5 separate regions of the Homo sapiens genome follow, and regions 1, 3, 4 and 5 are each linked to region 2. The links are chromatin loops, found by intact Hi-C in ENCODE. Cell type or tissue: B cell. All regions are shown on one strand. Each heading gives the region's core, and the rest is flanking DNA. Links, peaks and the distances in the headings are about the cores only. Region 1 has its middle 19 kb from the start of IQSEC1. Region 2 overlaps NUP210 (nucleoporin 210). Region 3 overlaps NUP210 (nucleoporin 210). Region 4 has its middle 38 kb from the start of IQSEC1. Region 5 has its middle 26 kb from the start of HDAC11-AS1.

The links. Hi-C counts contacts between places; a loop is a spot of excess contacts. Peaks named below come from ENCODE experiments on the same cell type or tissue, not always from the same donor. Only the 100,000 strongest peaks of a DNase experiment are listed, where the experiment ranks them.
Region 1: a loop joins it to region 2, with 12 times the contacts of the local background. A loop is called at or near these places in 9 of 110 quality-filtered maps.
Region 3: it touches region 2 in a loop (8-fold over the local background); 9 of 110 quality-filtered maps call a loop at or near these places.
Region 4: a loop joins it to region 2, with 18 times the contacts of the local background. A loop is called at or near these places in 2 of 110 quality-filtered maps.
Region 5: a loop joins it to region 2, with 16 times the contacts of the local background. A loop is called at or near these places in 18 of 110 quality-filtered maps.

Annotation. Positions count from the first base shown.
Region 1 is chr3:13,089,393-13,095,206 of GRCh38, reverse strand. It overlaps a transcript of IQSEC1 not described here. Among named protein-coding and RNA genes, the nearest start is that of IQSEC1, 19 kb to the right of the region's middle. In B cell, for the core only: CTCF peaks have their summits at 2,659 and 2,877 (motif pointing left); DNase peaks (open chromatin) are centred at 2,010 and 2,876; H3K27me3 peaks cover 333 bases.
Region 2 is chr3:13,329,316-13,335,129 of GRCh38, reverse strand. It overlaps NUP210 (nucleoporin 210), which reads left to right. Exons shown (of 40, transcript NM_024923.4): 29 at 2,746-2,837; 30 at 4,496-4,670. Among named protein-coding and RNA genes, the nearest start is that of NUP210, 88 kb to the left of the region's middle. RefSeq lists enhancers at 2,307-2,356, 2,677-3,036 and a silencer at 4,204-4,371. In B cell, for the core only: no CTCF peak of the experiment used is centred there; DNase peaks (open chromatin) are centred at 2,059 and 2,739; H3K27ac peaks cover 1,587 bases.
Region 3 is chr3:13,410,772-13,416,585 of GRCh38, reverse strand. The region is part of intron 1 of NUP210 (nucleoporin 210); the gene reads left to right. Among named protein-coding and RNA genes, the nearest start is that of NUP210, 6.6 kb to the left of the region's middle. RefSeq lists enhancers at 1-121, 2,522-2,571. In B cell, for the core only: CTCF peaks have their summits at 2,146 and 2,349; DNase peaks (open chromatin) are centred at 835, 1,092, 2,375, 2,905 and 1 weaker place; H3K4me3 peaks cover 974 bases; H3K27ac peaks cover 3,443 bases.
Region 4 is chr3:13,108,299-13,114,112 of GRCh38, reverse strand. It overlaps a transcript of IQSEC1 not described here. Among named protein-coding and RNA genes, the nearest start is that of IQSEC1, 38 kb to the right of the region's middle. RefSeq lists an enhancer at 3,141-3,480. In B cell, for the core only: no CTCF peak of the experiment used is centred there; a DNase peak (open chromatin) is centred at 3,272; H3K4me3 peaks cover 1,162 bases; H3K27ac peaks cover 3,735 bases.
Region 5 is chr3:13,450,738-13,456,551 of GRCh38, reverse strand. No RefSeq gene overlaps it. Among named protein-coding and RNA genes, the nearest start is that of HDAC11-AS1, 26 kb to the left of the region's middle. RefSeq lists an enhancer at 4,360-4,941. In B cell, for the core only: CTCF peaks have their summits at 3,383 and 3,585 (motif pointing right); DNase peaks (open chromatin) are centred at 3,701 and 4,641; H3K4me3 peaks cover 1,648 bases; H3K27ac peaks cover 1,185 bases.

The DNA.
Region 1 (5,814 bases), core at 629-4,628, 240 kb after region 2:
ACCTCTGGGAAAGACAGTGTATACTGTGGACCAGACTACACATCGCAGCCTGGGGTCCACCCACAGGCAGAGATGGAGGTAGATTCTTGGGCTGGTTGACTTGTGGAGCATTGTTATTAAACTGCAGTAAACCAGAAGCAAGGTGGAGAGGAGGGGGGCTCTCGGTGCAATAGCGTTTGCCCAGGTGTGGCTCCAACAAATGGTCATGATCACCACCGAACAAAACCGCAGCCACAGCCACAAGCTTAGGAGCACTTGCTGGGCTCCTCTCTCAGCGTGTGGCCTGCAGCTGGTTCAGTCTGTGTCCATGGTCCATCGAAATGTATCCCTTGCCTGGGGAGGTAACAATTGAACTCAACTATTGATCTTCCCTGAATTCCCAGTGGAGGCCCAGAAGGGTCAGGTGCTCTCGGCAGGTCACACCGTGCTCAGTGGGAGAAGATCCCGGAGCTCGTGGCTGCTGGAGCCTGTCAGCCTGAGTTTGAGCCCTGCAGCCCTCTGTCCAGTAGTATGGCCAGGAACAGGCCATACTCCTGATTTATCTGTCCTCAGTTTCCACAACTGTATTATGAGGGGAATGGTGGAAGCAGTCTCACAGGCTGATCCACGAACAGTACTTAGTGCAGGGTCTGGCACCAGGTGGGGGGTGTCAGGAGGAGAGAGAGGTTGAGTGGACACAGATCTTCCTGACAAAAAGGAACAAAATTAAAGGGGCTCAGACATCACTCTGCATCTCGCCAGCCTCTGTGGTTTGTGTTTTGTATATGATTGGGGGAGGGAGTCTAGAGCAGGGATGGGACTTCCAGGTGGCTCCGGGAGAGGGGTGGAAGTGAAATCCTTCTTTTCAAGGTCAGCCCCTGCAAGCCTTGCCTTCGCCTTCCATCTGGAATGCCTGATCACTCATCTTCCTGTGTTAACTTTCTCATCCTTCAAGGCCTGATGCAGTCCCTGCCTCTTCCATGATCTCCCTGCCACAAGTGCCTTCCATCCTAGAACTCCCACAGCACCGGCTTCTCCACTGTGATACGAGGTGCCACCTGCTACCATCGGTGTATCAGTGAGGACCCTGATCGGATGTCACGGTTCTCTCTCTCTCTTCATCCCTCAGCCCTGTTTCTTCATTCTTGGGAAGGTTTGCTCTTACAGTATAACACGATAGGCACCAGGAACCCCAGGCTCACAGCCAGTTAGTTCAGTGGCCCCAGCCGGAAGAGGTCTCTTTTTCAGATCTGCAAAAGCGCCAGGGCTGACTCTCATTGGCCTGACTCAGGTTACAAGCCCATCTCTAAGCCAATCACTATGAAGAACAGAGGGATTTATGCTCTGATTGGCCAGGCTGGATCACGTGCACATCCCTGGACCTAGAGGGTGCTGAGAACGGACAGGGGGAGACCTAGCGGAGTCACGTGGACCAACAGTGGGGAGGAGGTTCAGGGATAAGAGGGGCTGGATGCCAGACAGTGGATCCAACTGTGTATGCCTCAGTCGTCATCAGTGCTCGGGCCTGATCCTGCCGCCAGGCTGTAGCTGCATGCGTCTTGTGTCCCCTTGTCCAGGGTTTGCCACACACCCCATGTGCTGGATGAAGGGGACACACGTAGGAATCACACTGAATAACCTCCTCCCTCGTGGCATCCCCTGAGCTTGGGGAGGAGGCAGCCCTGCCTCCCCAGTTCCTGCCCTGAGCCACAGGGACCAGTTACTTGGATGAAGCCCCTCGTCTGCGCATGGCAGGAGGTGGAGCCCAGCTCCTCCTGTGGAGGAAGCTTCCTAATGGTCTCCCCTGGGGCCCGGTGAGGACATAAACTCTGCATCACTGAAGGTGCTGGGGCTCAGATGGCACCGCCTGGGATGCTGGAGGAGCATGCATCCCTGCAGCAGGCAGGGCTGGGATGGAGGCCCCAGGTCTCCTTCCGTCCTTGAGCCCGATTAGTCTTGTCAGGTATGGGGCTGAGGCTCTGGCTGAGGGACGATGTCTCCTTTATAAGTGAGTTTGTTTATTTGCTCTTAATGCCTCTCTGTATCCTCTCGCCTCCCCAGCTGGAGTTGGTGAAACCACAGACTGTGCCCTGGGCAGGGGCAGGACCTGTGTGGAGCCACCGAGATGTGATTTAGTCACTTGTTACCTGGGTTAGGCTAAAATAATCCCAAGTACTGAGATGTTGCCAAGAAGACACAACACAGAGATAGGACCCTGAGGACTAGGAGCAGCTTGTGCCTGGGTGCTGGGGGCCTCTCTGAGCCAAGAGCTAAATAATGGGAGGAGCCGGCTACGGGAGGGGGAAGAGTGCTCGCGGCAGAGGGAACAGCAAGGGCAAAGGCCCCGGGACTCGAAGAAGTTCGGCCTTGGAGATGGAAAGTTGGCCAGCGTGCCTGGAGCAGAGTGAGGAGGGGCTGGCACTGGGACAGGAACCCTGCAAGGTGGGTGGGGCCAGAGAGCGCAGGGCCTGAATGTTGGTGGACTGTTTTACGCGAAGAGGCCACCATCAGAGGGGTTGATAGAGGAGACACCATTGAGATTGTTCTGGTGAGGGAACAGAAATAATTCGGGTTAGGGGCTAAAATTGACTTCTCCCATTATTTAGCTCTTGGCTTAAATGTCGCCGTCTCAGAGAGGCCCCCAGCACCCAGGCACGCGCTGCTCCTGGTCCTTAGGGTCCTGTCTCTGTGTTGTGTCTTCTTGGCAGCATCTCAGTTCCTGGGATTATTTTAGCCTAACCCAGATGGGGAGAGGACATGTGGCCAGGGAATGAGGCCTGGGCAGGCCTGGGAAGGAGCCAGGTCAACAGCGTTCTGGGACGTCCGTGGTCAGCCGGGGCGTGTTTTGCAGGTATCTCTTTGCAGGACTTTGCAGCAGCCGCGCGCTGCCCTCTGCTGGAACTTCTGAGCATTACACCTAGCGCCTTTGAGCTGTACTAACCCCAGAACTTACTTCCCTGAGCACTTTATGGAAACACCCCCGTGATACGGTGTCCTCAGAGCTGGCAGAAGCTCACAAGGTCTTCTTCTCCTGCCTGGTATGTCCCTGCTGGCTTGCTTAGCCCTAGGCACAGGCATCTCACTAGCCCCTTTTGATGCAGTCAGTTCTGACCCTGCACAGTGCAGGGCAATTGACCCCGCGCAGTGCAGGGTAGCTTGACCCCAGAAAGAGCTGTGCTTAGCTTCCTCCTGGCCTCGACCATGCACAGGCCCTTAGAACTGCCTGGGGGGCCTGGGGACACTGACCACCTCCCCCATGACTGCCCTGCTCCAGCGCCTCCAGGTCCTGCCCACCCCGACCCCACCCAAGCTGCCCTCCCAGACCAAAGAGGAGACCTGGGAGGAAGCCTGAACAGTCTAGGCTTCCACAGAGGATGTGGCTTTCCTAGGAAAACCCCTGAAGACTCCCCAAATGTGCCACACGTGTCCTCTGCCTGCCTGTGTCTTTGTTTTTTATGTTGGAGCTTCAGGCACCTCTCAGTTTCCCTGAATACAGAGGGAGGGCTGACAAGGGCCTGGTCATAGGAACAGCTGGGGTGAACAGACAGGTCAGCGGGGGCAAGGCTGAGGCACAGCCAAGTCGGGCTTCCTGGGAGCATTGTGGGCCCGTCCCACCTGGGCTTCTGGGTCCTTTCACACCCCAGCCCCTGCTCCTGCAGTAGTCACAAAGGAGGGCTGTGCTCAGGGAGGGCAGGGAGGCCAGGAGGCCAGGGGAAGAGATGGGAGAAAAGATGCATGGGTTTCAGTAGGCCCAAGCCCAAGTCAAAGGCCCAGCAACACTGTCCTGGGTCTCATTCCAGCATCTGTCCTGTAAACAAACTCCCTCATTCATTCGGCAAATATTTTTTGAGCATCTGCTATGTGCCAGGCACGGTCTATGGCTTGAGCCTGCTTCAGTGAATAAAACAGACTCCCCTGGCCTCCTGGAGTCTGTATGCCAATGAGGAAGGAGGACAGCAACCAGCAGCCTGGCAGAGAGACCGATGCTGCTGCCCTCGGAGAGTGGTGACGGGGTCAAGGCATGCACCTGAGTGAGCGATGGCGTAGGGAGTGCAGGACAGAGGTGGGCAGGAGCCCTCCCTGAGAGAGTGTCCACTGAGTCAAGACCGGAGTGACGAGAAGTCTTTACAAACCTCTCTGGGAGAAGGCCGTAGAAACCGAGCACAGAATGGGTCATCAGGGCAGAGGAGTGTGGGCGGTGAGGAGGAGGCCAGGCCAGCCAAATCCAAATTAATCTTCCTCCTGGCTGGTCAGGCAGCTCCGTGCAGTCTTCCAGTGCTGTCCCCGCGGCTGGGGTTCAAATTCCGCACAGGGCTTTTGGTCAAGGGAACTGTGGATACCCGGGTTCCATTCTCAGCCTGTCTGTGCCTGAGTGTCCCCGGCTGAGGTCCTTCTGAGCTCAAGGATCGAAGTCTAAAATCTCTACGGAGCTCATACGAGTCACAGGGTGCCAGGTCCCCTTAGTGTGCCTCCTCAGGCCCAGCAGAGCACCTGGCACATGGCAGAAGCCCAGCAAAGTCCCTTTAAATCAACACCAGGCTGTGGGGAGGGAGAAGGGGCTCTCGGGATGTGGTGGGCTGTAGAGTCTCTCAGCCCAGCGTGGGGCCTACCTCTACCAGGACCTGCCCCTGCACCAGGCCTGTCACCAATCACCCCACAGACTCCATGAGCATGTCCTGTGGGGGACTTGCAGCCAGTGGGTGGCACACATGGACACAGAGAGGTGCAACACGGGATGGGGGTGTGCCTGAGTGCTGGGACTCACTGGGGAGCAGCACCTTGAGCTCAGATTGCAATCATTCATTCATACATCCACTCACTCATTCAGTCACTCATTTCACATTTTATTAAATACCGGTGGTATTCCAGGCACTAGAGTATAGTGAATAAAACAGACAAAAATCCTTACCTTCATGAAGCTAGCGTGCTAACAGTAGGGAAACAAACCAAAATATAGAATATAGAAATTTAAAATATACAGTAGTTTGTTTTTGTTGTTTTATTTTTTTTGAGACAGAGTCTTGCTCCGTCACCCAGGCTGGAGCGCAGTGGCGCGATCTTGGCTCACTGCAAGCTCCGCCTCCCAGGTTCACGCCATTCTCCTGCCTCAGCCTCCCGAGTAGCTGGGACTACAGGTGCACGCCACCACACCCCGCTAATATTTTTTGTATTTTTTAGTGGAGACGGGGTTTCACCGTGTTAGCCAGGATGGTCTGGATCTCCTGACCTCGTGATCCACCCGCCTTGGCCTCCCAAAGTGCTGGGATTACAGGCGTGAGCCACCGTGCCCGGCCTAAAATATACAGTGTTTTTAAAAGTGTACAATTCAATGCTTTCTAGTAAATTCACTGAGTTGCACAACCATCCCCACAATAGGTTTTAAAACATTTTCATCACTCCAGGCAGAAACTCCATACCCATTCGCAGCCGTCCACATACTCCCTAGGCCTCCTCCCATTCCCTGGCAGCCACTCATCTGCTTTCTACCTCTATGGATTTGCCTGTTCTGGACATTTCACACCATTCGAATCATAGAAGATGTGTCCTTTTGTGTCTGGCTTCTTTAACTTAGCATCATGTTTCCAAGGTTTATCCATGTTGCCACATATATCGGTACTTCATTTCTTTAAAAACAATTTTTTTGAGACAGGGTCTCATTCTGTCACCCAGGCTGGAGTGCAGTGGCACAAACACAGCTCACTGAAGCCTTGACCTCCTGGGCTCAAGGGATCCTCCCACCTCAGCCTCCTAAGTAGCTGGGACTACAGGTGTGCACCACCACACCTGGCTAATTAAAAAAAAATTTTTTCTGTAGAGACTGAGTCTCACTGTGTT
Region 2 (5,814 bases), core at 992-4,991:
AGTGGCTGATAATTTAATCGTTTGTGTTTATTTAACACACATAGAGCACCCAACAGAGGCTGGGGCGCCCTTGCACGTTTTTCAGTATTGCTGCCTCCAGTCCTCAGGTGAAGCCTGCGGGGCAGGGGCTGCAGGGGCTGCCACCTGCTGATGCCCCTGAGGCGGGGAGGGTCAAGGTCACAGGGTAAGTTGGGGGTGGCCTCAAGAGGCCTGGGGACTGTGCCCTGTCTGCATTTGGAAAACAGCCTCAGAGAGGGAGGCGCCTTGTTCAGAGCCAGGGGTCAGGACTGCGTCTAGTGGTTCTCCTGCCTGGGGTGCAGCCCTGTGTCTGTATCCAGCCTGTCCCTGCTACTTATAGGATGGGCTGTGGGCGAGTTCCTGCCCCTCTGGGCCCCTCTGCAAGGTGGAGAGTTGGCAAGTTGGCTCTGAAGAGCATTTTTGTCTTCAAGGGCCTCGTTCTGCTCCTCTGGGCCTCAGTAACCCCTGGGTGCTCCTAAGCTGTAAAGAAAAACAAAAAGTGTTCCTTATATGTCCCAAGAAAAGAAACAGTTTCTAGTCCCCGCCTCAAGAAGAAATAAACTATGTCTAACCCAAGCACCTCCCTGATCAGGGGCAAAGAAGCAAACTTTTCAAGAAAGAAACACCCACAAAAAAACCCCCACCGATCTGCCAACCCCTCACCCCTGCCTGCACATGCACACACACACGACACACATGCACACACAGACACACATACATAGAGACACATACATACAACACAGAGGTACACATGCACATCCCCACACTCACCAAATGCATGTTCTTTGTTAAAAGGAAGTAAGTCCTGGAGCCTATCATGGAATTAAAGGCAGGGTTTTGCAGCTTCCAAATTCTGTAACCTCAGTTGGGTCACTTGGCAGCTCTGTGCCTCTGTTTCCCTATCTGACAGCAGGTAGAGTTTGAGTAAATCAGAAACTAGAGAATCTGGATCCAGCCTACAAACGTGTTTTATTTGGCTCACTCAGGCCTTTGAGACAGCTTGTTGTCATGTAAAGATAGGAAGATTCCAGGTAAAAATCTAAGATGCAGCATGTCCTAAAGATATGGTGTCTGCCACAGCAAAATCAGCAGGCAATGAGAAGCAACCTTGACTCCATTAGAGCTGCACTCTCCAGTTTGCCACAGGCCCCGCCACTCCCTGTTTTCTCCCTGACAGTGATATCAAGTATCAGTTGCCATTTACCATGGTGCTCATGCTGTTGCTTTTCTTATAGTTAACAGGAAAGTGGGAAATATCTTACAACTCCCCCTCCATCTAAAGAGAGAAAATAGGAATGCATGGTTTAAAAAAAAATAGAAGGAATCCTATTTATGAATGTATTTACCAGGCAGTAAGTGTGTCCGAGTCAGACTCAGTGAGGTGGCTTCCGTGTGGATGCCGGAAGGGGGCATCCGAGTCAGCCTCGTCTCACCTGACGCCAAAACCCCACCCAGCTCCCAAAGGCTGTTTCTCACCGTTTGGGAAGTGTTGTTCCTCCTGTCACCTCATATGGAGCCCACAACTCTCAAGACAGGCATGGAGAGGACGTTAGTTGTGGACCATGTTACACACAAGGAAATCTAGGCTTACGTGGACAGAGCACAGAGGAGCTGGGAGGGGTGGAATCAGGCCATCTTCCTCTCAGAGAATCACTCGTCAGATCCGATGATATTGGCCATGGCCCAGGGCTCAGGCCCGAGGGGTGTCCACCTGGTCTGATCAGAGGCCAGTGGAGAGCTCAGGGCACAGCTTTACCTGCCAGCGAGTGGTTGCCCCTGAGCCAGGCTGGGAGGCCGAGGAGGCAGCAGCCCTGAGGGGCCTGAGAGAGGGGACTTACACAGGTGGTGGACACATCTGAAGTCTTGCAGAGAAGGGGCCTGGAGTTCCCAGGTAAGTGCTGTTGCCATGGGCTCGGGGAGCCACCAGGGCCTTGGAGCACTTGGGCGTCCCAGGATCAGATCTGAGCCGACCTCATGAGGCTGATCATTTGCCGGACTGAGCTCCTCACCAGGCCCCTGTGTGTGTCTATGTGGATCCTGCAAGAACATGGCCAGAGCCAGCCAGAGGAGCCTGGGAGGTGGAACGGGGGTTGTTCTGAGATGGTGGCAGTGAGGAGCAGGATGTCTCTGTGAGAGAAGGGAGCAGTTCGGTGGCACCTTGCCCAGGCTCAGTCCTGGCACAGTTATCCTGAGCAAACCCTGGTGCTGGAGTTGTGTGTGCTGCCCTCCGCGCTCACATCCTGGCAGGTAAAGTTCTTCCTCACTGGGCACGGAGGGAGAGGCCTGTGTTTCCAGGCTCCTTGAAGGAGCTCCCATTAGACTACACAAACATGAGCCTGCCTGTCTTTTCTCATCATATCTTTGGCCATGTGTGTGTGTGTGTGTGAGATAGGGTCTTGCTCTGTTGCTCAGACTGGAGTGCAAGCCTCAGCCTCCCAAGTAGCTGGGACTACAGTTGCACACTCCATGCCTGGCTAATTTTTAAAATTATTTTGTAGAGACTGAGGGTTTGCTGTGTTGCCTTGGCTGAGCTACTCTACCCGGCCACACCTTTGGCCTCTTAAAGGTCAGCCCTTCACATCATGTCATCAGTGACCTGACAGACGAGAAAGCCGCTTTTCTCCTCTCTGGCCCCTCCTCGGCTCTTGCTGCTAGGAGAGAAGCAGACATCTGGCCTGAATGTGACTCCAGTGCCCCATCGGAAGTGAAACTTGCCCTCTCTTGCAGGTGTTTGAGAAGCTGCAGCTGCTCAACCCTGAAATAGAAGCAGAACAAATATTAATGTCGCCCAACTCATATATAAAGCTGCAGACAAACAGGTACGTGACTCAGCTCTTGTTTCCAGCAAAGTTGTGCGGCTGTGCTTGCATCCGACACCTCATGTGTCAACACTGTCAGGAGCCATGGGTACTTTCAGGGAGGTTTTCTCCTGCTGTGCTTGGAATGGGTGAGGCCTCTGCCTGCTCCTTCTCTTCTCTGTGGTGCTCCTCTGCTTCTTGAAATCACTTCTCACTGTGGGTCTCTTTTTCCTCCTTGTAGCCTAGAAACATTTTTATGCGAGGTACTAAAATTCAGTCTTTAAAAGGGAAAAAAACACCAGCTTAGAAATGTTGTGTTTCAAGACTTGCCACTCAGAGTGTAGCCCATGAGCCAGAAGCATCAGCATCACCGGGAAGAGAAGATGCAGCTCTCAAGCCCCACCCCAGACCTGCCCAGGGAGAAGCTGCACCCTAGGGAGATCCCCAGGCGAGGGGGCCGCACAGTAACGCTTGGGAAAAGCTGTTTAAAGCTCTTCTGCAAACCTAATTCCTACCTTTGATTCCAAGGGGATGCCTTTCGTAACAGTGGCTTGCATTTGAATGGCAGTTGCCAAGCGGGAGACTCCACGGGCCACAGGACACTTACATGTTGCATGAAACACATACATGTTTTCATTCAGCCAAAAGTAACAAAGTGCCAGGCTCCATGCTGGGCTCCAGGAACACAGATATGGGTGACATAGGGTGCCCCGGAGGAGGGTAGCAGGAGAAGGCTATTAAAAAGCAAGGTGTAGTATTCAAACCAGAGCCCAAAGAAGGGTGCTGTCCATGGGGATTTAGGGGAGGCATGTCCCAGATGGAGATGCTCGGGCTGCAGTTCTTGAAGGATGAATAAGAGTTCCCCAGGTTAAGAGGAAGGGGTTGGTGGGGGAAGAATGTTTAGGCAGAGGCAATAACATTTGCTCCTAGTCATCTATAGGGCTGTGGAAGAGACAGAGATGATGGAAACTAGCCGTGGGAGCTGGAGGCCTTTGCTTCCTGGGTTTCTTTATTATATTAATAAATATGTAAAAGGGTAACAGATACGGCATAATTTGCTTCCTACCCAGTACATAGTATCAGTAGTTTGCTAACAGTTTTCTTAGCGGGTAGTCTGTTTTTATCCTGTTGACAGTCCTTAGAAATAGGACAAGACAGGATCATTACACACCTTTTACCAAGTAAGAAGTCAACGCCGAGAGAAGAGGGGACATAATGTGCACACAGCTGGTGGCAGGACATGTTGGGACCGGCTTTGGATTCTGTCGGACTCAAAGCCCCATCCTCCACTATGCCAGGATGCCTTGCTTCAGTAAATTGAGAACAATTTGCTGCAGAAATGATATTTTACAGTAGATGTCCCATGGAGCTGATGAAAGAAACTGCCCTCATAGTCTCTCCCTCCCTGCTGGCTGACCCACGGCAGGCACTGCTCTGGGAAGAGTGAGACGCCACACTTTGCTCGGAACCATTGGATTTCTGAATTACTTTTCCGTGGGTGACTGATGAAGCCTCAGACAACTGACGGCACGTGGTCCTGAGGTCCGTGGGGCCAAGATTGGGCCTTTTTTCCTCCCAGGAGCATGAGGAGCCACAGACTCTTAGATCTCCTGGCATTGTATCCAGGCCCACTCCCACTGCTGCCATCTACAAAAACAGCTCTGTTTTGTTTTCCAAAGGGATGGTGCAGCCTCTCTGAGCTACCGCGTCCTGGATGGACCCGAAAAGGTTCCAGTTGTGCATGTTGATGAGAAAGGCTTTCTAGCATCAGGGTCTATGATCGGGACATCCACCATCGAAGTGATTGCACAAGAGCCCTTTGGGGCCAACCAAACCATCATTGTTGCTGTAAAGGTAGGGTTGCATTCTCCTCCTTTTTGGAGTAATGAAAGCAATAGCACTGAGGTAATATGCCTCTCAGGTGTAAAAGTGAATACGTTCACCTTCCAGCTAAGAAACTGTAGACAGGCATTTAGAGTAACTCAGGGGCAAAGGTCCTAGGTAGATAAAAAGCTACAGCATCTTCTGGTCATCAGAGCCGAAGATCCTTGGGAAATCATTGATTCCAAGAACTTCATTTCATAGATGAGGCCCAGCAAGGTCCATGATTGGCGTAAGGTTACAGAGCTGGGACTGGCACCACAGCTTCCTGACTGGAGTGCGGGTGCTCCACCCACTGTGCCTGGCCACTGATGTTATCACCACCCATGGTGGAGCTCCTGTTCTGGGCCAGCCCAGTGTCTGGAACATGGTCTGTTCTTAAGAGCATTGAATGTTGTGCTCAGTACCTGCCATACAAGTCGTGACATCCAGTACGTGACATCCACTGTGGTTTTGAGAATGAGGTGGCCCATTTTCCAGACAAGGAGACTGAGGCTCAGAGTGAGAGTGACTTGCTTAAGCTTGCATGGGGGTTGAGTGATGGGGTCTGTCTGGTTTGGGCCGTGTCCTTCTGCCATATCATGGCACTGCCCTCTGCCGTTCTGTGTTCCTTACGGATGGGACCTTCTCCATCAGCATCCCTGGGTCAGGTCCTGGGGTTTTGCTGAATGGAATTTTCTTTCCATGTCTCATCATCACCACTTGCTGAACCCTGGATGACAGAAGACACACACTCACTTAAATCTTTAGACTCTGCCTGGGTCACAGACCTCTTTCATTAATTCACATCATTTTGTTTCAAAATGGGTGCCTGGCAGCAAATCCCCCGCTCTAGTTTTTGGTGAGTGAAAGTGACTGACTGCTCATCCTATTTCAACAAATATGTACTGAGCACTAGCTGTATACCAGACACTGCACCACTGAACTTTGTTAAAGAAATTCAGACCTTTGGAGCACTAGCTTTTGAGCGAGGATAGATTTTCACCTGGACTCAGAGAAACAAGGGCTGCTGTTTATGGAGCTCGGGTTCTTGGGCTCCAGAAATCCCCATTTCCCTCCTTCCCCTGGTGGCCTGCAGGGCATGCTGTGGCCTGCTTAGCGCTGCCCCTGCGATCGA
Region 3 (5,814 bases), core at 610-4,609, 82 kb before region 2:
TGGAGCCTGAGGCAGGATTCTGCTGCCCTAGTTTACAGAGAAAGTGCTCTGTTGGGCAGCTGGATAGGGAAGGGAGGCTGCCTGCAGGTTGTCCTGCCTTCAGGCGAAGAGACCAAGCTTTGAGCTTTTGTACCCACTGTCAGGCAGCCATTGGTTCCCCTGGGGAAGGGGATGTTGTGCGACCTCCCGGGCCTCTGGCGGAGACACTCTGTTTTGAATTACGACCTGCAGCTCCCCTGGCTGAGGTGGGGAGGGGATGTGGACCTGCCTGGTGAACAACATCCAGACACAGCATGCACAGTGACTGCCATACCAAGCTGTTCACAGACTTCTCCTTTCCTGCCCCTGACAGTCTCTCCTGGGCACCTTGGAGCCATCTAACACGTGTGCCAGGCCTGGTCCTGCACCAGGGTACACCCTCTCTTATGTGGTCTGGGGCACTTCTCAGTCACAGGTGTAAGGATTCTCAAACAGGTAGATGGGAGTCCTTTCAGGGCCAGGGAGGGCACTGGTCCCTATGCCGTGGAGCTTGGCCTTGGGGCATGCTGTACCCCAGGCAGTTCAGATGACCCCTGGGGAGTCCCTCTTTGCTGAGGGGTGACTGTGGGAGGCCAGAGGCCAGCACTACCCTTGCGTGTGGATGTCCTGGGTCCCTCTCCCTGCCCCAGCAGGGGAAGCTGCAGCAAATCCCCTCACAGGCCTTCGTGGGTGAAGTTGGGCACTAAGGGTGAGGGATGCACGCTGAGCCAAGTCAGAGTGTCATCTGGCCTAGCTGGCTTCTGCTGGGCTCAGGGACCCTGAGCCTCTGGGACGGGCACGTCAGCAGGTCACATGCTGGAAACTTGCACAGGTGAGGCAACAGGGCCTGTAAGAAGTTGCCCCATAGTCAAAATAAAAAATTCACAAAGTGGAAACAACCCAAAAGAGGGAGTTGAATTCGACGGGAGGCCCCCAGTTTGCTCTTCTGTACCTCCTTCACTTGGCCTTCCCTGAGCCCACACCTGTACTTCTGCTCTTTTCGTTGAGAGTGTTTTCCCCTGTACCACTCAATTTGTGTGCATGCTGCATCCCCACACACCTAGGCCAAATCTCTGTCTCCTTCCTTATGCCTGGCCTTAGAGTCACAGGCTTTGGTCGATTGCGTTATCATCTGGGCCTATTTGATGGCATTTCTGGCAGTTAGAAAGTGGGGTGGAGAAACCAGAGCTCCCGCAGGGCCTGGGAGAGGGCACACGGTGAAGACCCGTCCTGCCTGAGCACCAGGGGACAAGCACTGATGGACGACACATATTTCACCGAGGAGGGCTGGAGAGTCACTGAATAAGAGGTGACAAATGTCTGTGACTCTTTTTATTTTTTGAGATGGAGTCTCGCTGTGTTGCCAGGCTGGAGTGCAGTGGCACGATCTCGGCACACTGCAACCTCCACCTCCCAGGTTCAAGCTATTCTCCTGCCTCAGCCTCTCAAGTAGCTGGGACTACAGGCACATACCCAGCTAATTTTTGTATTTTTAGTAGAGACAGGGTTTCACCATGTTGGCCAGGATGGTCTAGATCTCTTGACCTTGTGATCTACCCGCCTCAGCCTCCCAAAGTGCTGGGATTACAGGCATGAGCCACCACACCCACCTGTCTGTGACTCTTACTATGAGCCAGGCACTACTTGAGGTCCTGGGATGTGACAGTGAAGCAGCAGGAGATGCCCTGCTCTCAGGGACTCACAGTTGATTGCCGGAGTTAAACGGTTAATTAAGATGAGATCTGTGGATGCATGTGAGGCAGGAGTAAGTCCTGAAGGAAACAGAACTGCAAGGCATGGAATGTGTTTTGGGGAGGGCGCTCAGCATAAGCCTCCTGGGAGTCGAACTAGGAGTGGAGTGGGGTTGAGTTGGAGGGGACAGCAAGTGCAAAGGGCCGGAGGAGAGATAGAGCTTGTCAGAAGTGCGCAAAGGCAGCACGTTTGGCCAGGGCAGCAGGGCTGGGAGGGAGGGTGGAGAGGTTGGCAGGGCGGGGCCATGTGGGACCTTGTGGGCTGTGGTTAGGAGACAGGAAGGAGAATGCCAGGTCAGATGTGGGCAGGGTTAGACTGGGCCTGGTTTTTGGGCCTCGTTCTCCCTGGCCCCTGAGGGCTGTCTGTAGCTGTGGCCCCTGCAGGGCTGGACCGGGCCTTGCTCAACTCCCTTCACCAGGCCCGCAGCAGGGAAGTGCCAGGAAGTGTCTGTGGACCTGGGTTGACTTGGGCCTTGGGTGATTTTCTTCCTGCTTCCTTTGTGGGTCCCCCACTCTGCCTGAGCTCTGTCAGCCCCACGAGGTGGCTTCCGCTCTGTAGACACTGCCTTTGGGCACCGTTAGGGGCTGGACCCCGCGGGTGGATGGGAGGTGGCGTGTGTCATCCACCACCCTCACCCATCCTTGTTCTTTGTGCAACTCTCACTTCTCTTTTCTTTTCACTGTTGCTTTCTGGCCTGACCCAGGTCCCTGAGTTCCCCTATGGCCTGCCTGCCTCCTGTTCCTGTGTTGTGAAGAGTGGGGAGCACCCCCTCAAAAGCAGTGCCTGCCAGACGCCAGCACATTCTGTGTGCCAGTGGGGCCTCATGCGACAGTGGGAATGAGAAAAATTCACTCTTTCAAAACTCACTGTCAGTCCTTTAATTTTCCTCAAAATAAAAGTTTTCTTCTGGTGTCTGTATGTGGTTTACATATTTTTTTATTTTAAATTGTGGTAAAATATATATAACATATAATCGACCTCCTTAACCATTTTTAGGTGTAGAGTTCTGTGGCATGAAGTACGTTCACAATTGTTGTGCAGCCACCTCCACCATCCACCTTCAGAACTCTTTCATCTTCCCAAATGGACACTCTGTACCCATTAAATAGCAACTCCCTATTTTCTCCTGCTCGGGCCTTGGCCAACACCATCTTTTCATTGTACTCTTTGATGTTTGCCTGTCTCCCAAGAGAACAGGCAGACGCCTAGAGTCTTTGCAGGTAGCAGCTTCCCCCCAGGACTTACTGACACTGCTTTGAGTCATCTGGATGGATGACAAATGCTGTGATATTCTTATTTACACTAGTGTGTAAGGTTTCCTTTTTTGTTTGTTTGTTTTTTTTTTTGAGACAGAGTCTTGCTCTGTCGCCCAGGCTGGAGTGCAGTGGTGCGATCTTGGCTCACTGCAAGCTCCGCCTCCCGGGTTCATGCCATTCTCCTGCCTCAGCCTCCCATGTACCTGGGACTACAGGCGCCTGCCACCACGCCCGGCTAACTTTTTTTTGTATTTTTAGTAGAGATGGGGTTTCACCATGTTAGCCAGGATGGTCTCGATCTCCTGACCTCGTGATCCGCCCGTCTCGGCCTCCCAAAGTGCTGGGATTACAGGTGTGAGCCACCGCGCCCGGCCTCAAGCAATTCTTCTGCCTCATCCTCCTGAGTAGCTGGGGCTACCGGCATGTGCCAACACGCCTGGCTAATTTTAGTATTTTTAGTAGAGACGGGGTTTCACCATATTGGCCAGGCTAGTCTCGAACTCCTGACCTCGTGATCTGCCTGCCTCGGCCTCCCAAAGTGCTGGGATTACAGGCGTGAGCTACTGTGCCTGGCTTTTTTTCTTTTTTTGAGACAGAGTCTTGCTCTGTTGATCAGGTTGGAGTGCAGTGGCCTGATCTCGGCTCACTGCAAGCTCCGCCTCCTGGGTTCACGCCATTCTCCTGCCTCAGCCTCCTAAGTAGCTGGGACTACAGGTGCCCGCCACCATGCCCAGCTAATTTTTTGTATTTTTAGTAGAGACGGGGTTTCACCATGTTAGCCAGGATGGTCTTGCTCTCCTGACCTCATGATCCACCTGCCTCAGCCTCCCTTTTTTTTTTTTAATTGAGATGGAGTCTTGCTGTATTGCCTGGGCTGGAGTACAGTGGCAAGATCTTGGCTCACAGCAACCTCTGCTGCCCAGGTTCAAGCGATTCTCCTGCCTCAGCCTCCTGAGTAGCTGAGATTACAGGCATCCACCACCATGCCCGGCTAATTTTTGTGTTTTTAGTAGAAACGGGATTTCGCCATGTTGGCCAGGCTGGTCTCGAACTCCCGACCTCAGGTGATCAGCCCTCCTCTGCCTCCCAAAGTGCTGGGATTACAGGTGTGAGCCACCACACCTGGCCAAGGTTTCCTTTTAAAGTAATTTTTTAGTAAAGAAGAATCCATTTAATACAATAATAAGAAAAGGGCCGAGCATGGTGGCTCATGCCTATAATCCCAGCACTTTGGGAGGTTGAGGCAGGAGGATCGCTTAAGCTCAGGAGTTTAAGACCAGCCTGGGCAACATAGCGAAACCCTGTCTCTACTAAAAAAAAAAAAAAAAGAAAAGGAAAATAAAGCTGGGTGTGGCACAGGCACCTGTGGTCCCAGCTACTCCTGAGGCTGAGGCAGGAGGATTGCTTAAACCCAGAAGGTCAAGGCTGCAGTGATCCATGATTGTACCACTCTACTCCAGCCTGGGCAACAGAGTGAGAGCCTGTCTATTAAAAAAACTAGGCCGGGTGCAGTGGCTGGCCAGATGCAGTGGCTCATGCCTGTAATCCCAGCACTTTGGGAGGCCGAGGAGGGCGGATCACCTGAGGTCAGGAGTTCGAGCCCAGCCTGGCCAATATGGTGAAACCCCATCTCTACTAAAAATACAAAAAAAATAGCTGGGCGTGGTGCTGGGCGCTTATAATGCCAGCTACCTGGGAGGCTGAGGCAGGAGAATTGCTTGAACCCGGGAGGCGGAGGTGGCAGTGAGCTGAGATTGCATCACTGCACTCCAGCCTGGGTGATAAGAGTGAAACTGTCTCAAATAAATAAATAAGTAAATAAACGAATACAAGTCATACCTGTATGTGACTGGGCTAGGGCAGGTGTCCAACCAAGAGGAGCCTGATGGTGGGGAGGGGCCGTCGGCAGGTGCAGGTGTCTAGGCAACTGCCCTTCCTGGCCACAGCCTGCAGGTCCAGAGGCAGGGGCTTCCAGTGTTGCAGAGGAGATGTGGGGGTGGTGACAGGGGGGATGGACAGAGGGAGCCAAAATGAAAGAACCAATTTTTCTGTTAATCCCTTTGCATACTATGCCCCCACTTAATCCTAAAAATGAACAATAAACAAAACTCCTTTGGTAAGAATGACTGCACTGTACAAATGAGGAGCCTGGGTCCAAGAGCCTCACAGCTGGTTAGTGGCAGAGCTGTGTCCAAAACCAGCCTCAGATCCAGAACCACACTCACTCTCAGATGCCTGGGGAAATGCGCCACCCTTCTCAGATGATTGTTGGTTTACCCAGTTTCCTTCAGCTGGATTTTAAAACTTCAGTAGTACTTTTATTTTTCTGAGACAGATTCTTGCTCTATCACCCAGGCTGCAGTGCAGTGGCACAATTATAGCTCACTATAACCTCAAACTCCTGGGCTCAAGTGATCCTCCCTCCTCAGCCTTTAGAGTAGTTGGGACTATAGATGTGAGCCACCACGCCCAGCTAATTTTTAAAATTTTTATTTATTATTATTATTTTTTAGAGACTCACTATTGCACAGGTTAGTTTCAAACTACTGGCCTCAAGCAATCCTCCTACCTTGGCCTCCCAAAGTGCTGGGACTAAAGGTGCATGCCACCACACCTGGCTAATTTTTTTTTTTTTTTTTTTTGAGACAGAGTCTTGCTCTGTCACCCAGGCTGGAGTGCAGTGGTGCCATTTCAGCTCACTGCCAGCTCCGCCTCCTGGGTTCACACCATTCTCCTGCCTCAGCCTCCCAAGTAGCTGGGACTACAGGCGTCTGCCACCACGCCCGGC
Region 4 (5,814 bases), core at 1,087-5,086, 220 kb after region 2:
GTCTGCTGTCATGTCTGGAGCATTTCCTTCCAGAATCTTCTGTGCATTTGCATCAACAGTGTGTGCACACGCTAAGCCTACTGTATCCCATGTAAGCTTTCTTTTCTCGTGAACAGAGTCTCATCGTATGTGGAGACTTCTGCAGTTGGCTCTGTGCTCCCAGCACGTTTTGACATGAGTCATTTGGTGACCTGCAACTTAGCAAAGGCACTGTAGCACATTTTAGCCAGTCCGCCATGGATGGCCATCGGGGTGCTTCCACTGTTTCGCTTTCACCAACAGCTAGGCACACGTGTGAACAGTTCCGTGTTGTAGCCACCAAGACGGGATGGCCTGGCCAGAGTGCGGGCACACTCCTGTCGTTTGAGTAGCCCCTGCCATGCGGCCCACGCTGGGGGCTGCCCTGGTGACCGTTCTCGACAGTGTAGGAGGCTCTTGGCCCCTCACACCATCACCACTGCCTCACATTCCCACCGCCGCATGCACTTCTCCTCCCCTCCCAGAGGGTGGAGGCCTCGTCTTCTCTCCGCGCCCCACCTCCCTATGCCCAGGGCAGTGCCCACCCCAGGAAACAGTCCTGAGGGGCGGCAGGTGCAGGCTTCTTGCTGTGTGCCAAGCTCTCCTCTAGGTGCTGCACTGCTGCAACTTCCCTCATCTTCACACAGCACCCTGGGTGGGCAAGCGTCATCCCCACTTCACAGATGCACAGGCTGAGGCCCAGAGAGGTCAAGGGGCTGGCCAATATCACACAGCAGTAAGGGGTGAGCAGATTGGCCTCAGGGCCTATGTGTTTACCTGCTGCCTCTTCCATATTGAACCCACCCTGGTCCCCAGCTTCAGCATCAATCAGCCCTTCCTGACTAGCACTTTTTTTTGCCTCCCCCAGACCAAGGCAAAGGGGCAGCCGACCAAGATTCACATCCCTCTCTCTGCTTCCCCCAAGCTGTGTGACCTCAGCTGATTACTTGCCCTCTCTGGGCTTCTGTCTCCTCACTGTAAGGCAGCTAGTGGCAGCCCACACCTGCCACACCAGGCATGCAGCAGGAGCCTGGAAAGAGCAGCAGCTCCCAGAGCAGCTCTAGGCGTGTCTGCTTGCGACCCGGTGACTGATGCTCACAGTGAGTTTATGATGCGCCAGCCGCTTTTTAATCACAGCAGAATGAAATTTGGCACATTCAGAACTGATTCATGTGACAGCATTGTCTCATGTCTCACCAGGCTCTCCCTGGCCTGGCCTCAGTGACGACGTGAACCTCAGTGGTGGCTTCCACTCGTGGGAGCCTCCAGAGTCATTCAGGCTTCCTCCTCCGTGTGTCACCTGGGCCCTGTGGTCAGGCCTGTGTGGCCAGGTCAGGGGAGGGGCATAGGGGCAGGTGGGCCTGCTCGCCCCCGTACCCAAAGCTGCAGGCCAGCAGGCAGCTCCCTGGCCCTGCAGCCCACACTCTGCTGCGGGACCACCTGGCCCACTGTCTGTGCGAGGCTCCTGCCGCATCCACCATGGCAGGTGCTCAGAGGTGCCTGGGGGCCAGCACGCAGTGCCCTCCCTGGGAAGCCCTCCCTGACCACCCTAGACAGACTGTCCTCTTCCTGGCTCTCAGGGCTGGGCAGAGCTTTTTCCGGACGTCTCTTTGTTGATTGGTTGTCAGTCCCTCTCACTGAGAGTGAGCGCCACCTCCCATGCAGCACTGCACATGTGCCGGGGACTCTTCCGGACTGTTGGCAGGTGTTACCAGTCTTGCCTCCCTTTTCAGAGGGAGAGGTCGGGGAATTGCCCAAGGTCACCCAGCTGGTTTGGCTGGGCTGGCTAGTGACCTCCGCGCTTGCTGCCCTGTCCACTGCAGAGCTCCAGCATGGGAGTCCTTCCAGGCACCTGCCGTGGTGAATGTTGAACTTAGAGCAGGGGCCAGGAGGAAGCCGCTAACTCCCTCTGTGTGTTTGCATTAGGGTTACAGATGTCAGGAATGGCTCCAGGGGAGGTGACAGTTCAGGTGCCTTGGAGGCTGAGTAGGAGTCCAGCTGGGAGATGGAAGGCAGGGCAGCCCACCAGGGGAACAGCGTGTGCAAAGCGGGCAAGTGCAGGGAACAGCAATGAGGGTGCAGGGGCTGGGGCAAGGAGAGGAGATGGGAGGGCTGTCCAGGGCAATGGCAGGGGATGCTGTAGAAAACAAAATCACCCAGTGTATTAGTCTGCTGGGAGTCCTATAATAATCTACTGGAGACTTGTGGGGGCTTAAACTACGGGAATATATTTCTCAGTTCTGGAGGCTGAAAGTCCAAGATCAAGGTCAGGTTGCTGGTGGATTGGGTTCCTGGCGAGTGCCTTTTTCCTGGTTCACAGACGGCTGCCTTCTCGCTGTGTCCTCACATGGCAGAGAGAGGGAAGTTTGATGCCTCTTTTTCTTCTTATGAGGACACTGATATCATCATGGGGACTCTACTCCCATGACCTCATCTCAGCGTAATCACCTCCCAAAGGCCCCACCCCCAAATACTGTCACATTGGGGGTTAGGGCTTCAGCATATGAATTCTAAAGGAACACAAACATTCAGTCCCTAACACTCAGCTCTCAATTAGAAGGAGTTTAGCCCAGGGGTCAGGTGCTTACCCGCAGTGGGAAGTTTGCAGGTACAGACTCTTGGAGGGCCTCCAGGAACAATCCCAGAATAGCCCTGCAGAACTGGCCTGGCCAGCGAGCTGCAGCCTCGGCCCCATCAGGAAGGTGGGGTCAGGAGGCTGTCAGTCTAAGGATGAGAAAGCCACCAGCAGCCCCTCACCACCCACGAGGCTGCCAAGGTAGCAGAGCAGTAGCCTCACCTCACTTAGGCATTACAGCTCTCTCTAATGAGAAGCAGGAAGGAGCCAAGCTAGTGGGGTGTGGTGAGCCCTGGGCACACTGGGGAGGTGGGCTGAGGATCAGAAAACGTAAGTCAGGACAGAACTCTCCTCCCAGACTCAGCTGTATGGTACCTGGGAAATGCAGTGTTTTGCTCTCCAGCCTCTGCAGGGCAGGAGCTGTGCTGGGGCAGTGGGCATGAGCACTCTCTGGCGCACTTTGCTGGGTGGCAGGGGCCCTGGCCGTTCCTCTTAGTTTCTCACCCACTTTCTGAACTCTCATCTTCATGCTCCTCCAACCACCCTGTTTTTTCTTATGGGGGTGACAGCTGGTGCGGTAATTCCCCCCAGGCATCGTCATTGTTTACTGCTGAGCTGGCTGTCTGTTTCCTGGGTAAGCTCTTTAAGACAGGGTTCATTTACTTCGGCCCTTTAATTGGTGTCCCGACTCACCCAGTGTAAATCTCCACACCCGTGACAGGAAGTGCAGAGCATAAATCTCAGGCGGCTGAGGCTGGGGAAGCTGGCTCTTGCAGATGCTCAGCAGCCTGGAAAGCCCCTGTGTCCCCAAGGTAGCAGGCAGGGCTTTTGTGTTCAAGAAGGCCAGAGTGAGATGTCAGGCTCAGGTGGTAAGGGGTGTGGTGGGTGTGCAGAATCAGGCCTGTGGAAGACAGAGTCAGGACAGTTTGGTTGAAACGAAGTCTCGCTCTGTTGCCAGGCTGGAGTGCAATGGCGCGATCTCGGCTCGCTGCAACCTCGGCCTCCCGGGTTCAAACGATTCTCCTGCCTCAGCCTCCCAAGTAGTTGGGATTACAGGCATGCACCACCACGCCTAGCTAATCTTTGTATTTTTAGTAGAGACGGGATTTCACCATGTTGGCTAAGGTGGTCTCGATCTCCTGACCTCGTGATCCTCCCGCCTTGGCCTCCCAAAGTGCTGGGATTTCAGGTGTGAGCCACCGCGCCCGGCCGGGTTTCTTTAACTACAAAATGTTTCAGGCCTACGGAAAATAAAAATGATAGCCTAATACTGCTATAACACCTCCTATATGCCCGGCACCATTCTAAGCACTTCATAAACAAAAACGAATTTAATCCAGCCGGGTACCGTGGCTCACGCCTGTAATCCCAGCACTTTGGGGGGCCAAGGCAGGCAGATTGCCTGAGGTCAGGAGTTCGAGACCAGCCTGGCCAACATGGGAAACCTTCTCTCTACTAAAAATACAAAAACTAGCCGGGTGTGGTGGTGCCCATCTGTAATCTCAGCTACTGGGGAGGCTGAGGCAGGAGAATCGCTTGAACCTGGGAGGTGGAGGTTACAGTGAGCCGAGATCACGCCACTGCACTCAAGCCTGAGCGACAGCTAGACTCCGTCTCAAAAAAAAAAAAAAAAAAGAATTTATCCCTTGTAACAGCCTGTATTAGGCCATTCTTGCACCGCTATAAAGAAATTCCTGAGACTGGGTAATTTATTTAAAAAAAAAAAAAGGTTTAATCAGCTCATGGTTCTGCAGGCTATACGGGAAGCATGGTGGCATCTGCTCAGCTTCTAGGGAGGCCTCAGGGAGCTTCCACTCATGGTGGAAGGTGAAGGAAGAGAAAGGGCAGGGGAGGAGAGGGGAGCAGGAGAGAGAGAGGAGGGTCACACACCTCTAAATGACCGGATCTTGCCAGAACTCACTATCAGGAAGACAGCATCAAGCATGAGGGATCCACCCGTATGACCCAAACACCACCCAGCAGGCCCCACCTCCAGCATTGGGGATGACATTTCAACATGAGATTTGGGTGGGGACAAATATCACAGCCTCTGGGGGCAGGTGCAGTTTCTTTAAGCAGTTTTGGACCCGGGGAGTGGCAGAGCTTGGATATGAGCTCAGGTTACCTGATCGAGGGCTCTGTCTATCCACACACTCACCACCCAGATTGGCTGGTATTTGTATTTCACCTTATTTCCTTCATCTCTCTTCTTTTAAGAAAGAAAAAGAAGAAGAAAAAAGAGTGGTGGGAGAATGGGAGGGAGGAGGGGGGCCTCGGCTGCTCATAGCTTCCCCACCCTCCCCCAGGTGGACCGTCCTTATGTCACAGCCTCCACCTTCACCATGCAGCATTGCGCATGCCAGTCCCTCGGTAATGCCTGTACACCACCCCGCGATTCCCCAGTGAGAGTCATTCTGCCCACGCTCTGGCCATCCCCTTCCATGTTGGTGGTTGGAGGCCACTGGAGCTGCCTCTGGGAGCTGTTTGGACGCATGCATCCATGGCCAGGCCCCAGGACGCATTGACCATGTGATGCCTGAACTTGTAGAGGCCACACTGTCTCTGACTGATGTCCTGTCCACTGTTTACCGCATTTGCCTTCAAGACGTTTCACTCGGGGGCCATGACCTGCAGGTCCCCCTACCCCATCTCCAGCAGAGGGGCTGTGTGATCCACAGGCTTCTGTTTTATTTGTGAGATTTACACACATTCTCTCAGATGATGCTTATCTGGTTGCGACTTACCCTTTTTGATTCACTGATGTGTTTTTAAGTTTTGTCCATGCTAAGCAGACCCAAATGGCAAACACACAGGAGCAATGAGGTTGCTGCTGGGTTTTCTACCCTGGAGCCACTCAGCTCAGGATTCCAAACTCAGAGGGATGAGTTTGTCCACCCAGGGCCTTGGCTGACTTGCCCACCAAGTCTAGCTCACAATGTAGGGGGGTGTTTCGTCAAAAGGAGAATCTTGGCAAGAGGAAACATGAGTGCTATGTGGCTAAAAAAAAAAATAGAATGTGCATGCCCATTGCCGCTGGTGGAGATACAAATGGGACGTGGTGTCTGGAAGGCAGTGCAGGCGCTTGCACTGAGAGCCCCAAAAATGGCCACATGTTTCCACCCATAATTCTGCTTCTTGAAATGTTCCTGAAGGAAATCCACTAGATAAAAATAAGAAAATGCCTCACCACACTGCTTTATGATCACAAAATGTTAGCAATA
Region 5 (5,814 bases), core at 1,208-5,207, 120 kb before region 2:
GGCAGCTCCTCCCATCAAGCAGTGACATCTGTGGTGGCTTCATGCCTTGTTTTGGTCTTTAGAATGTGATGGAGTGAGGTTGTACTGTGAAAGGAAAATAAGTCTCCCGAAAATCACTAAGCCAGAGGGAAAAGTCAAGCTGGGAACTGCATAGGGCAAACCTGCCTCCCATTCTATTCCTAAATAACACAGCTACAGATGTTTTATTTTATTTTATTTTATTTATTTATTTATTTTGAGACAGAGTCTCGCTCTGTCACCCAGGCTGGAGTGCAGTGGCGTGATCTCAGCTCACTGCAACCTCCGCCTCCTGGGTTCATGCAAGTCTCCTGCCTCAGCCTCCGAGGTAGCTGGGATTACAGGTGCCCGCCACCACACCCAGCTAGTTTTTGTATTTTTAGTAGAGACGGGCTTTCACCATGTTGGTGAGGCTGGTCTCAAACTCTTGTCCCCAAGTGATCCACTTGCCTCAGCCTCCCAAAGTGCTGGGATTACAGGCATGAGCTACTGCACCCGGTCAAGATTTTAAAAAGCTACATACCACGCTTGCAATTTACCCACAAAGAAATTCCTTGAGGACAAAGAACAGGCAATACTCAAAGTCATCCCTCTGCTCATGTGAGACAAATGCATATCTGATTGCTTCCTCTGCCCTATTGGTTCACTAAGCCAGACTAAGGCACGTGACTATTCCTGTAAATTGTGCATTCAGTGAAAGGCTAATCAGAAACTCAAAAGAATGTTTCAAGTTGTCCCACCTTTCTGGGCCAAACCAATGTACATGTTACATGTTTTGATTGATGTCTCGTGTCTCCCTAAACTGTATGAAACCAAGCTGTACCCTGACTACCTTAGACACATGTCGTCAGGACCTCCTGAGGCTGTGTCGCAGGCATGTCCTTAACCTTGGCAAAATAAACTTTCTAAATTGGTTGAGACCTGTCACAGATACATTTTGGTTTATGGTACCCATTACAAACCTAGGCTTTGGGAGGCCCTGCATGCTCTACTCTCACGGGAAATAGAGTGTCATCCACTGCCCTAGGATCAAGCCCAGGCTAGCCTGCTGGAGGGAGGGAGACACGGCACCACCCCAAACATCAGCTAACCAACTGGCAGAGGTGTGTGAGGCTGTGCTAGACCTGCCAGTCCAGCTGAGCTTCTGGATGACTGCAGTGGGGAGCCCAGCCAGGGTCAGCCAAACCTGGCCCAGGGCAGAACCGCTCAGCGGACCGGTAGAGTCCTAAACAATACTAAGTCACTGTTTTCTTAAAGCAACAAAGTTTGGTGCCTTGTTATGCAACAGTTGCTAAATGATACATCAGTGTCCAGCTCCTGCTCAAGGTTTTTTTTTCCACATCCCATGGACAGACTCTCCTGAACTGAGACAAAGCAGGCAAAGCTCTCACCTAACTCCAGGAAGACATCAGAGCAACCCCTTACCTGGTGTGTGGGACACAGGTGGAATGACTCTCTCAGAATCTAATCTTTTTTTTTTTTTTTTTTTTTTTTTTGAGACGGAGTCTTGCTCTATCACCCAGGCTGGAGTGCAGTGGCGCAATCTTGGCTCACTGCAAGCTCCACCTCCCAGATTCAAGCCATTCTGCTGCCTCAGCCTCCTGAGTAGCTGGGACTACAGGCACCCGCCACCATGCCCAGCTAATTTTTTTTGAATTTTTAGTAGAAACGGGGTTTCACTATGTTAGCCGGGATGGTCTCGATCTCCTGACCTCGTGATCCGCCCTCCTTGGCCTCCCAAAATGCTGGGATTACAGGTGTGGGCCACCACACCCAGCCTGAATCTAATCTTAAATACTGCTCTTCATGGGACACCTTTAGTCCAATCCTCCTGTGGGCCTGTAGACCCTCCAACCCCCATCACCCCCCAACCTCCCCTTCCTCCTTAGGAGGCAGGTAGAAATTAACCAAGGTGACTAAAGTCCATGCAGTTCATGTGTGCCCCTTTCCAGAAGATGAATGAAAGTGAGGAAGGAGAAAAGGCTGACACATTCCCCTCAGAAGCCTCTGCTTTCCATTTTTGAGACTCTCCACACGGGGATCTGGGAATCTTTACTTTTTTCTTTTTTTTTTTTTTTGAGATGGAGTCTCTCTCTGTCACCCAGGCTGGAGTGCAGTGGCACGATCTCAGCTCACTGCAAGCTCCGCCTCCCAGGTTCACGCCATTCTCCTGCCTCAACCTCCCGACTAGCTGGGACTACAGGCGCCCACCATCATGCCCAGCTAATTTTTTGTATTTTTAGTAGAGACGGGGTTTCACCGTGTTAGCCAGGATGGTCTCGATCTCCTGACCTCGTGATCTGCCCGCCTCAGCTTCCCAAAGTGCTGGGATTACAGGTGTGAGCCACCGCGCCCGGCCTTTTTTTTTTTTTTTTGAGACAGAGTCTCACTCTGTCGCCCAGGCTGGAGTGCAGTGGCGCGATCTCGGCTCACTGCAACCTCTGCCACCAAGATTCAAGAGATTCTCCTGCCTCAGCCTCCCAAGTAGCTGGGATTACAGGTGACTGCCACCGCACCCAGCTAATTTTTGCGGTTTGAGACAGGGTTTCACCATGTTGGCCAGGCTGGTCTTGAACTCCTGACCTAGAGATCCACCCACCCCAGCCTCCCAAAGTTCTGGGATTACAGGCGTTAGCCACCGTGCCCAGCCAGAATCTTTACTTTCAGTATGCTCCCCAGGTGGATCCAAGCTGCAGTCAAGTCTGGGCACTGTGGTAGAAGGCCAGGGGGAGTTGTGAAAAGTTCAAGCAGGTGAGGCGCCTGGCCTATTCTCTGGAATTTCTAAGCAAGCCCATAATTAGATAAACTAGCCCAGTGCAGTGCAGGGAGTGTCTAGTGGGAAGGGAGAGAAACAAAGTGTGACTGTTTCAAGGCTAAGACTGGAGAAAGGGAGAAAAAAGGTTTTAAAATGCATTTTGAAGCTAAGCTGATCAGTTATGAGATCATGTTGTAGGGTGACCCCTACCCCTGCCCCCAGTGGCCCTGAGCTCACTCTCATAACAGAGTTTCTCCCATACCCACTCCCATCCTCCCAGGTGGAGTTAGGACCTTGCCCCATCCATCCCCCAGGGACTAGACATGCCCTGTGGTCATCACCACCCCACACACTGTCTCCTCCTCTGGCCTGTGGGGTCTATGAAGGCTCCCAGCAGTCAGCCCAGGGCCCAGAACAGGTAGCGCTGGGATCAGGAGCACAAACCCCTGAAGGTGAATAAGTCTCTTATTCACCTTCCCATCCTGCAAACCTTGGGCAAGTGTAGCTCAGGTATTTTGCATTTGTGTTTTCTCATCTAAACAATGGGAATAGTAATAGTACCCACTTAAGGAGGTGTTGGGAGGATTCAATGATAGCCACACACAGGATGAGCTCAATAAATTGGGACAGAATGGACGTGTCCATGTCCAAATGTGTTTAGTTGATTATTAAATTTTCAAATCCAAAAGAATTATATTTTAGTGAAGGTAAAATACGCTGGTCTTAAGTATGTATGTATGGGCTCAATCTCCAAATCAAGATATAGAACCTTTCCTTCGCTGCAGAAATTGTCTCTTTTTAATGAATTTCCCTCCCCACTAGAGGCCACCACTGCTCTTATTTCTAATGTGATCGGCTAGTTTCGCCTGTTACTGAACTTAAAATAATGGAATCTTAGAGTCCACATTCTCTTTGCGTCTGGCATTTTTCCTTCAACAGTGGCCGGCGATGGTGGTGTGAACCTGTAATCCCAGTGCTTTGGGAGGCCGAGGCTCCTGGGACCATCGCTTGAGCCCAGAAGTCTGAGGCTGCAGTGAGCTATAATCTCACCACTGCATACTCCAGCCTGGGCGACAGAGCAAGACCGCCTCTGAAAAACAAAACAGCTATTATGCCTATGGGATTTGTTCATGCCTTCAAGTTTATTAGTAACTACTGAAACTCCATAATCCTTCTTATTGCTGACTAACTAGTATTCATTTTATGAATATACCACAACTTATGCATTCTCCTGTTTTTGTTTTTTTGTTGTTGTTGTTGTTGTTTGAGACAGCATCTTGCTCTGTTGCCCAGGCTGGAGTGCAGTGGTGCAATCTCGGTTCACTGCAACCTCCGCCAGCCGGGTTCAAGCAATTCTCCTGCCTCAGCCTCCCAAGTAGCTGGGACTACAGGCGTATGCCACCACGCCCGACTAATTTTTGTATCTTTAGCAGAGACGGGGTTTCAACATGTTGGCCACTCTGGTCTTGAACTCCTGACCTAGTGATCCGCCCGCCTCGGGCTCCCAAAGTGCTGGGATTACAGGCGTGAGCCACGGCGCCCGGCCGCATTCTCCTGTTGACGGAGATTTGGGTACTTCCAGTTAGGCTATTGTGAACCTGCCCTACTGATGCAGGGCAGGTTCTTGGCTTCCCCAGGAAGACCTGAAGAGCCAGCCGGAGGTAGAAGAAAACAGCTTTGCTGAGGCGGCGCGGCACTATTACAGCTCCAATGACGACTGCTCTGGCACGGCAAGACTACCCCCACAGGAACTGTGCAGAGGGTAGCAGCGTAGGGGCAGTTTCGTAGGCGTATTTAGGTCCACTTTAAAAGACATGCTAATTAAGAGGCGGGTCATTCAGAATTAGCTAGAAAGTGGGCGGGAACTTCCGGTGTTGCCGCGGCAAGGGGCAGTAACTTCCGGGTGTTGCCACGGCAATGGTAAACTGTCATGGAGGTGGTGGGCGTGTCTTATGGAGAGGGGCTTTAAGCGCCTCTCCTCAGTTTCCGCCAGTCTTCGATCTGATCTGGAGTCTGGTCCCGGCTGCCTCCTGCCTTACAGTGAATATTTATTTGTGCTCAGTATTTTTTGGTAACGTATCATTTTACGTGGGTGAGTAGCTAGAGTTGCTTAAGTCATAGAATTTGTTTAACTTTATAAGAAACTGCCCAACCAATCTCCAAAGCAGTTGTACAGTTTCAAACTCACGCCTGCGGGCTGGGCTCAGTGGCTCACGCCTGTAATCCCAGCACTTTGGGAAGCCGAGGTGGGAGGATCACTTGAGGTCAGGACTCACTTGAGATCAAACTCACGCCTGCCGTGTATGGGAGTTCCAGTTGTTCCACAACCTTGGCAGCATTTGATGCCACACTTCATTTGAGATGGTGCTGATAGGTAGGAAATGGTGTCTCATGGTGGTATTACTTTGCATTTATTTGATGACTAATGACTGTGAGTTTCATGTACTTAATGGCCATTCGTAGATCTTTTATGAAGTGTCTGTTCTTTTTTAACCCTTTTTTTTGTTTTCTTTTGTTTTTTTTGAGACAGGGTCTTGCTCTGTCACCCAGGCTGGAGTACAGTGGCCTGATCATGGCTCACTGCAGGCCCAACCTCCCTGGCTCAAGCATTCCTCCCACTTCAGCCTCCCAAGTAGCTGGGACCACAGGCCCATACCTCGACTGCCCGGCTAATTATTTTAATTTAAATTTTTTAAATTTAAAAAGAATTTTTTTTTTTTGAGACAGAATTTTGCTCTTATTGCTCAGCTGGAGTGCAATGGCACGATCTCGGCTCACTGCAACCTCCATGTCCCGGGTTCAAGCAATTCCCCTGCCTCAGCCTCCCAAGAAGCTGGGATAACCATATGCCACCGCGCCCAGCTAATTGTGTATTTTTTTAGTAGAGACAGGGTTTCACCATGTTAGCCAGGCTGGTCTCGAACTCCTGACCTCAAGTGATCCACCTGCCTCAGCCTCACAAAGTGCTGGGATTACAGGCGTGAGCTACCTCGCCCAACCGATTTTTTTTATTTTTTGTAGAGACAGGGTCTCCCCATGTT